Regions from separate parts of the Homo sapiens genome. Here region 2 is linked to region 1. The links are chromatin contacts, found by Hi-C or POLR2A ChIA-PET in ENCODE. All regions are on one chromosome and are shown on one strand. The core of a region is the stretch at or near the end of the contact, and the rest is flanking DNA. Distances in the headings are between cores, read along the strand shown. Region 1 holds the start of SYNE3-AS1 (SYNE3 antisense RNA 1). Region 2 overlaps BCL11B (BCL11 transcription factor B).

Region 1 (4,349 bases), core at 1,850-4,349:
TATCATTCCCTTGCCTTTTTCTTTTTTAAACCAGCTTAACTTTGTGAAATAGAATCTACGTATAAAGGCATGTATAAAACATACATGTAATTAGCCAGTAACTACAAAGTGATCTCCTTTGTAACTGCCCCCCCGACTCTCCTGATCCTCTCTCACCTTTCCTCAGCACGCGTGGTAATGCTTGGCTTTTATTTAAGCTAATCACCTTCTTGCTTTTTGTCGTCATTTTACTTCTCAGCTATGTGTCACTAAACAACTCATTGCTTAGTTTGGTTGTGTTTTGAGCTTTTATAATTGCCTTAGCAGTTCTCCATGGAGATGCTAGGATTCTCTATACCACGTCTGCAGCCTAGAAACCCAGGCGAGAGATCCAGGCTGCACTCTGGTGTTACAATGATAGTAGAGGGTTAGTAATAATAAAAACCATCAGTCCTATTTATGGTGTGCCCGCACCATGCCGGGCATTCTGCTAAAGCATCATCCCCAGTTACCTCAATTATCTTCGCAGCAACCCCAAAAGGGAAGTATTTCAAGAGGTCAAAATTAGGGCATCAGCTTCCCAAACTTGTCCCCCGTCCACTTCCTAGCTTCCTAGCTGCTCAGCCCCAGAACATCATCCCTAAGTCCTAAAGCAAAGGTTCCTTTCAGGATGGGAGGGTCAGGAAACACTGCTGCTCCTGGGTTCCTATCTTTGTGGTCCAGTCAGGCTGCTTAGATTATATATATATATATATATATATATATATATATATTCAGAATCCATATTCTTTTCCAGCAAGTACTGATGACTTAATGAAGACAAGCATCCTGTCCGGTCAGTACTGTTTTCCCAGTGATGAACGTACAACTTTGTCCTTGGATTGTCTAAGATAGGCCATGTGGTGCCAGGAAGAGCATCAGGTCAAAAGCCCTTAGTTCTAATCCTGGCTGTACCACATCCAGCCGCTGGATATCAGCCTTCTCATCTGTAAATGGGCAAGCAATGACAGCCTTGCCTACTACCAGATCCTAGGAGGTGAGAGGCAGGAAGAGCTTTGGAAGACCCCACGAACACATTTGAGTCCCTCTGTAGGCTTCTCTAGAACCCTTCAGAGTTGAAAGGGGTGACCAGGAACCTGGGAAAGAGTCCCAGGGCAGCCCAGGGTTGGAGCTTCAGGGCCAAAGTGGTTAACTGAAAATATTCATTATCACCCCGCCCAGGCTGGAGTCCCCTGGCTTCCAGTTTTGAAGCAGAGGTCAGCTAGGCGGTGTAGGACACTGCTCCTGGGTTGACCAATGGGCCACATCAATGGGTCAGCTGTTTGGGGTCAAGAGCCTCCTGCCCTCCCTGGGGCCAAGGGCCAGCTTTCAGTGCTGGGAGGACCATGAGGGGGGTGAGCCAGGACTACCCACCATTGACAGACAAGGGGAAATCAAGGCAGGGAGAAGAGGGGCAGAGGCAGAGCAGAGGGGAACCCAGGTATCCCGACGAGGCCCCTTCGCCTCAAACTGTGACACCTTCTCACATGTGCTGTGTCTGACACCATACAAAATGCTGATCAGGGCAAAGCTCGTTTAGTGCTCATGAGGCCCTGCGAGGCAACACCTGCCGTGCTATGGTTAGCCCCTTTCCACGGGGAAGGACGCTGAAGCTCTGAAAGGTGAAGCAACTTTCCCAAGGCTACACAGCCAGGAACGGGCTAAGGCAGGACTGGACTCAGGCAATCCAACTTGACTGCCCCATTCCTAACAGCTGGACAATGCGGGAAGCCTAGCTGCCCAGTGGGTTCCCAAAGGCTCCAGGGTGCTTTTGACGTTGAGCTGGGCCTGCCCAGTCTTGCCTCCCGGGGCCGCCAAGCCAGGGCCCCCCGGCAGCCCGCTCCAGGCTGCATCACAAGGCAAAGGGGCTGCCCAGGCATGGCCAGGTCCATGGCTGCTGGAGAGCATGCAAAGCACCCGAGCAGGAGCCTTGTTCCCATGGAGACAGACAGAAAGGACTCCAACTCACTCTGAAGTGTACCTGCAGGGAGCCAGGTGCCAGACTGTACCTGGAGGCAGAAACCTGAGCCTGGATTCTCACCACTTCCCTCTGTGCCACCAACACATCCTCAGGCCTTCTTCTCAGGACCCCCAGCAAGACACGAGTTCCAGAAATAAGACATCCCAGCCCACTTCCCGCTCAGCCACCCCCAGAGGGGCCTCTCTGGTTGAAAACAACGCCTGGGGCCAGCAGGCTTGGCACAGCTGTGGCTGTCAGCCTGCCGAGCACCGTCCGGCCTGAGGAATGTGCAGACCCACATGTGCTGGAGCATCCCGCTGGGGCACAGTGACAGGAAACTGAGCAAAACAGCTCGTTGGCACTGATATGCCCCTCCCACCTCCCAGCTCCTGACTCCTATGGGCTGTTGGCTGCCCTGGAAGTGCAGGCGGCAAGCCCAGGCCCTTCAAGAGAGCCAGGCAGTGTGGCTCTGGGCAAATCACTCCCCCTCTCTGGGCCTGTTTCTGCTTCTCTTGGTGGATGAAGGACGCTGTCCTGCCAAGCTCAGAATGGCAGTGATTTTATGACATGCTCTCCTTTCTGGGAGGACGGTCCATTCTCCTCATGCCCTCATTCATGTGGGATGGGGCATGCCCCCAAGACACATCAAGCTATCCCACTAGCAGCCCTTGGCTGTAGAAAGCCCCCCCACCCAGTGCAGGGATAAGGGTGACCCTTCAGAGTTGAAAGGGGTGACCAGGAACCTGGGAGAGTCCCAGGAAAGCCCAGGGTTGGAGCTTCAGGGCCAAAGTGGTTAACTGAAAATATTCATTATCACCCCGCCCAGGCTGGAGGCCCCTGGCTTCCAGTTTTGAAGCAGAGGTCAGCTGGGCGGTGTAGGACACTGCTCCCGGGTTGACCAATGGGCCACATCAATGGGTCTGCTGTTTGGGGTCAAGATCCCAAGACCCCAGGGGAAGTCAACATCCATCTGAGGCTCTCTCAGGCCCTGCAAGCCATCTCTGGCCTCACTGCCCTCCCCTTTAGAAATGTGGGAATGAGGCTCAGAGAGGTTGAGCTGCTTGCCAAGTTTGCATAGCCAAAAGGCGTCTGAACGAAACTGAGCATTCGGGGTTGGACTTCCCCTCTTCGCCGCCTGCTCTGCTCTCCCAGGCACTACTGAGCGCGCTCGCGGTCGCCAGGAGCGGATTGGGCCCCCGCCGCGCGCAAGCCTTGGTGACAGGTCAGCCCGCCCCTAGGGGAGGCAGAGGGAAGCCCCGAGGAGGCACCCGGCCCGCTGGGGCGCGCTGCCCGGGGCTTTAGGGCTTTTTCTTGTGGGCCGGCCGAAGCTCCCCGGGGTTGAAAGGAAAGGCTCGGGAATTTCGCAGCCAGCACAGAACGGTTGGATTTAAACTAAAAATACCCGCCCGCCCGCAGCTGTCACGCCGGGGCCCCCGCCCCCGCGCCGGGCGCGCCTCCCCAGGTCCCCCAGACTTTCGGCGCCCCCGATTCCCGGGGCTGTGTCAGAGCTGGGCCAGGGGCTGAGGACCCCACCCGCCCGGCCCCCGGCCCCCGGCCCCCGGCCCCAGGCCTGGCCTCCCGGCCCCGTGCCACTTACCCTCCCGGAGCGTGGAGGAGCGCGGCGCCGCGGGTAGCTGGGGCCGAGCCTCCTTCCCTCCTCCCTGCGTCCCGGGCGGCTCCGGGGCGGGGCAGGGCTGGGGCGGGCCCGGACACCGCGAGTACCCCCGCCCCCGCCGGGACCCGCCCGGTGGCCCCGCGGGAGAGGCCGCGCCCCTCTCCGCACGCGCTCAGCGGAGGCCCCGGGTGCGCAACCCCAGCCCGGCGGACATCCTGCGTGGCCCCGGGGACCAGGGCCGAAGAAAAGCCTCACCGCTCCCTGTCGCGGACCCGGGGCGGGGGTTAAGGGGGGGGTCCTGTCCACGCTTGCCTGGAAAGCAGCCCGGAGCCCTGGCCCCTGTCTGTCTCCCCGACACACACACAGCCACCCACCCTCTTCTCATCCTAGGGGATGGCGCGGAGCTGCCTCTCCGGGAAAGTTGGATCTGTGCGCCCAGACATGGAAAAGGGATTAGGACACCGGCAGATCTTGCCCTCACAGAGCGGAGGTGGGGGCCTTGGAAGGGGCACACCGCCCGTAGGCGCGAAATCCAAGAAGAAAATGACACTCATCAGCCAGCCTCGCGCGGGGAGAAAGGGCGGGGTGGGGGGTAGTGGCACCCTGCCCGTCCTCTCCCACCCCCACAGTCCGGGCCCACAGTCCAGGAGTCACAAGGGATGTGAATCCCCAGGCATAATGTGAACCCCCAACAAACCCAAGGCCTCAGAATGCGCCTCACCTCTCCCTCCCCACCAGCAGAAACATCCTCCCACT
Region 2 (4,129 bases), core at 169-2,668, 3.7 Mb after region 1:
ACTGTGGTTTCACTTCCGCTGGCAGGCAGATACCAAGCTAGGCGTGTAGGGTGCCTGCATATGTGTGCATGTGTCCCTCCTTAGAACTGTATCGATAATGGAAGAAATAAAAGGAGAAAGCCAAGCCCTGGGAAGGGCAAAGTGACACCCCTCTTTCTCTGCCCTATGGACACCTGAGTCTCCCGGCTCTGCACAGCCTCAGAGAGCCAGGCCTCTGTTCTAACAGGCAGAGTGGTCCAACCTGCCACCCAGAGACGAAAAAGCACCAGGAAAAAGACCAATGAAAACAGTCTTTCAAATTCCCAGACCCTACAGGCCAGCCCCTCATGCAGCCTTGTCCAGCAAACTCGGGCCTTAAAAAAATAAAGCCAAGATGAGGTTTTCCTCTGAGATGATCTCTGCTTTCATGAAAAGCTCCCCAAGTGTCGGGCAGCCCTGCAGAATATTGCTGCTCTCAATATATTATGAGCCGAATAAAGTAGAGCAATTGCTGAAATGTTTGACTCATTAAGAGGAAAAATGAATGGATGCAGCAGACAACTTGTTCGAAAGGCAGATATCAGAGGGCTGAGGCGGATTCTGAAATGCTAAATCCTAAAGTGCAGGGACAAATCTGTATTTACACACACACACACACAAACACACGAGTTAGATTTTCTTTTACAACAAAACCACATTTTATTTACAAGGCCAGGCCTCCTCCCAGCTGGTAAATGCATTTAGAAGCAATCACAAATAATAATGGACATCGTTGTTAAGTGAAAGGGGAAGCACTTGATCCCAAGACAAACTTCCCCATGCCTCGGCTTTGCTGGGAAGGAATTTGAGTCAGAAGAAAGAAATGGAAAGACATCGTTAACACAGGCCCAGCCAAGCAGCCAACAAGCCCCCAGCAGCTGCAAGCTTTCAGCAGGGCCTTACCTGGCCAGTGACTCCCCCACACACAGGGTGCCAAGGACCCCGCCCTCCCTGGCCCATCTCTAACAACTGCCCATGCACCTGCCCTTAGGGGAACTCCAGCCGAGAGGTCTGCTGCCTGCTGTCCCCAGAGCACAGGCATGTGCGTGGCTGCCTGCACACACACATGTGCATTGCTACATACACAGTACGTGGGCTGCTGCTCCTCCTTACCCTGCATTAATTCAAATCCAACTCTCTTATCTTTAATGGCTAAGCTACAGTCCAGGAGAAACATACACAGAATTATTGTTTCAGTGATGACGGGGGTGGGAAAGGGAAGGATGTGGGGGGATGGGTCCCAGGCTCTTAAAATCGTGTGCCACCAACGTCACAACCGCCATCATGATGTGTACGCATGTTTACAAGAAATGTTCAGCATCCATCCGCCCGAGCTCTGCATCCGACTGGAGACTTTACACCTGCTTCCTACGAAGAGGGAGCTCTTGCCAGCGAGCCCATGCTTACCCATAATCTACGAAGAGATCTTTTCATCTCCTCTCCGTGAACACTTGGGGAGGGGCTGGGACTCCAGGCGACACGGAAACGCCACCACACGCACACTCGACGGAGCACAACACTTTCTGAGCTGCCATCCATTTTTAATTTATTGGATCCAAGAGAAAATAACAACCGTAGGGAGGGGGGAGGAGAAGGGTGGAGGGGGAGAGAGCAGGAATCAATTCTTGGTGGAGAAAATAATCTATGACTAGATGACGCTTAAAGGCACGACAAGAGATTTTATGAAGTTCCCCTAACGGAGGGAATAATGAAGTGCCTGGCAGAGAAGGAAATGGAGATAAGAGGGAGGCTGGTGTCAGGAGGATGTCCACAGGGGGTCTCGAAGGGTTATTAGGACACAAGTTGGGGGTGGGGACCCTGGGAAGGCACAGCCAGGCGGAGTCTGAAGCAGGAAGCAAGACCCAGATCACACCTCTCTGTCCTGACCCTCGACCCTCTCAGCAGACAGTCAGAGGAGTCCAGCCTGCTCCAGGTCAGCTCTGCACCCTCCTGACACCCTCCAAAGGCTGCCTCCCTGGAGGGACAGATACATACCACAGCCACCACCCCATGAGGTCCTGTCTGCCCCTCCTCAGCTGAGGCACACACCTCGATCGCCGTTTCTGACATGTGAGAGGGAGAGCAAGGGAAGGCGGCCGGTGCAAAACATGCTTCCCAGTGTGGGCTTCCCAGGAAAATGACCAGGGTCCCGCTGACTCCGCCAGCAGCGGAAACTTTGGGCCTGGCCTGCAGGCCAGGAGGTGGAAACTCCAGATCCGTGAAGAGGTTTTAGATGCAGGAAGAGGCTCACTCCCATACCTTCTGGTCTACAGACTCCAGGCGGGAAAGTCGAATGTTTGGGGAGGGTCTCCCTGTGTACAGATTGTTTGCAGGACTCCAGCCTAATTTTAGGATGCTTAAGCAGCTCCCTGAAAAATATCCTCAGTTGCTCTATGGAGTCCAACCGCCTTCTCTCCCCCACTGCACACACCTCTCCAGAACCCCAAAAACTGAGCCCAGGAGTCTGGGTCTCCCCAGCACAAGAGCAGAAAAAAGAATAATGCACACACCTCTCCAGAACCCCAAAAACTGAGCCCAGGAGCCTGGGTCTCCCCAGCACAAGAGCAGAAAAAAGAACAAGTGAATAAGGAAAACATACTCAGGTATATTCACAGGTCTCAGCCATTACTAAAAGGTTACAAATAAAAGTCTTGACAAATAAAATAGGCGCTTTAAAGAAAAAGAAAAGGAAAAGATTTACCACAATAGCAATCCTTCTCAACACATTTAGCAGGTTCTATAAAACTGCAAATGCCTTCAATCTTCAGAGCCACAACGGGCTCCTAACGATGTGATAAAAAAGCACTCTTTGTGGGCAAATGAAGAGATTTGTTTTTATTTAACATTATGCTTTTTTCAAAGGTGCGGAAGAAAAGAAGGGCTTCCACACAGGACACTGGACCTCAAGGCTTTAGCTGGAGGAGTTTGGATTATCTGAGGCCAACAGCAAATAGCAAGGGCAGGAGTGCTTTCGACATCTCTTTTCCAAGGTAGGAATTTAAACATGACACCGCCCCCCCCCTTTTTTTTAATTCTTAGCAGTGCATCCATTTCTGAGGCACATGTTAATCACAATAATATTGGCACTCAACTTTTCTTGAGTCATTTCTGCGTGTTGTTTTAGTAGAAAACTCATTAGAACATTTCACAAATGTATTTATTTGTATTTCAATAAAATAAGTGGAAGGGGGCCATAAAAAAGAAGTTATGTAAAAGAGAGGATTTTTTTTTTCTTTTTTTACTTTGAAGTGACTTAATTTTGTGTGGTCTGGGATTTCATTACAGTAAAATAGCTCAGGCTGGCTATTCAACACCCAAGCAAATTATCAGCTGCCACAAGAAAAAGAAAAAAGAATGAATTTCTTGATTTTCAGCAACTGCACAAAAGACTAGCATATGTCAAAATGCTGGACCAACATCCCGTGAATGTGGCACCATTCATCAAGCCTCCATCTAGTGTCACTTTTGCCAGCAAAAAACAAGGCTGCTCTGCTCACCCTCCTCACTGGCTTGTGCAGAAGACGCAAGAAATGTGTCCTTCTCTTTCCACGCGTCTCCAAATAGCCTGCTCTCGGCACTTTTTACCCACGCCCTGGGAAACATACTTGCTCAAGGGAGGCAGTCAGCACACGGCGTTTCTTGGGGAGGGATGGAGCAAGAGGGGGACCGAGCCTGAGCACATCTCCCTGACATTTGGCTCCCTGGGACCGGAAGGAAGCTGAGTGGGATCAGGGAGTAGGGACAGGACAGAGCACACAGGACCTCAGGCCAAATGGCCTGAGTCAAAAGAGTGCCGCACAGGACCTCAGGCCAAATGGCCTGAGTCAAAAGAGTGCCGCAAAGTGACAAAGCATACTCACGGCAGCTGGATGACACAGACATTCATTCCTAGTGTCTTCTGTACCCTTCCCCATTAATAAATACAAAAGTGTATCTACAGCTAACACCGTCTTCAGAGAAAGATGCTCAGCCGGTATCAATAACTCAACCATGTGGTGCAGGGTACAGTCCCCAAAGACCATTTACTTTCTCCTTGTCCTCCCCAGATGTGAAGCCAACATTAACCTCGAGGCCAAAGTCTTTGGAGAGTTTCAGCTAAAGGTGAGGCCTA

What was found. A loop is a pair of places that touch in the nucleus more often than their neighbours do. ChIA-PET counts read pairs that join two places held with the same protein, here RNA polymerase II (POLR2A). Pooled maps may share reads with other maps.
Region 2: a pooled map shows a loop between it and region 1 (2.5-fold over the local background). The contact joins the enhancer-like site here to the promoter of SYNE3-AS1 in region 1. A Hi-C loop is called at or near these places in 3 of 50 pooled maps. POLR2A ChIA-PET finds 5 or more read pairs at or near these places in 2 of 52 experiments (Caco-2 and RWPE1).

What each region holds. Positions count from the first base shown.
Region 1 is chr14:95,513,021-95,517,369 of GRCh38, forward strand. It overlaps SYNE3-AS1 (SYNE3 antisense RNA 1), which reads left to right and starts at 3,100. Exons shown (of 2, transcript NR_188030.1): 1 at 3,100-3,200; 2 at 3,984-4,349. SYNE3 (spectrin repeat containing nuclear envelope family member 3) reads right to left here and starts at 3,630. Exons shown (of 18, transcript NM_152592.6): 1 at 3,576-3,630. RefSeq lists silencers at 3,032-3,326, 3,076-3,885.
Region 2 is chr14:99,261,258-99,265,386 of GRCh38, forward strand. All of the region lies in intron 1 of BCL11B (BCL11 transcription factor B), which reads right to left. Among named protein-coding and RNA genes, the nearest start is that of BCL11B, 8.9 kb to the right of the region's middle. Within about 2 kb of position 1,419, at least 6 of the 41 ENCODE cell types and tissues checked have a DNase peak (open chromatin) inside an H3K27ac peak, as active enhancers do.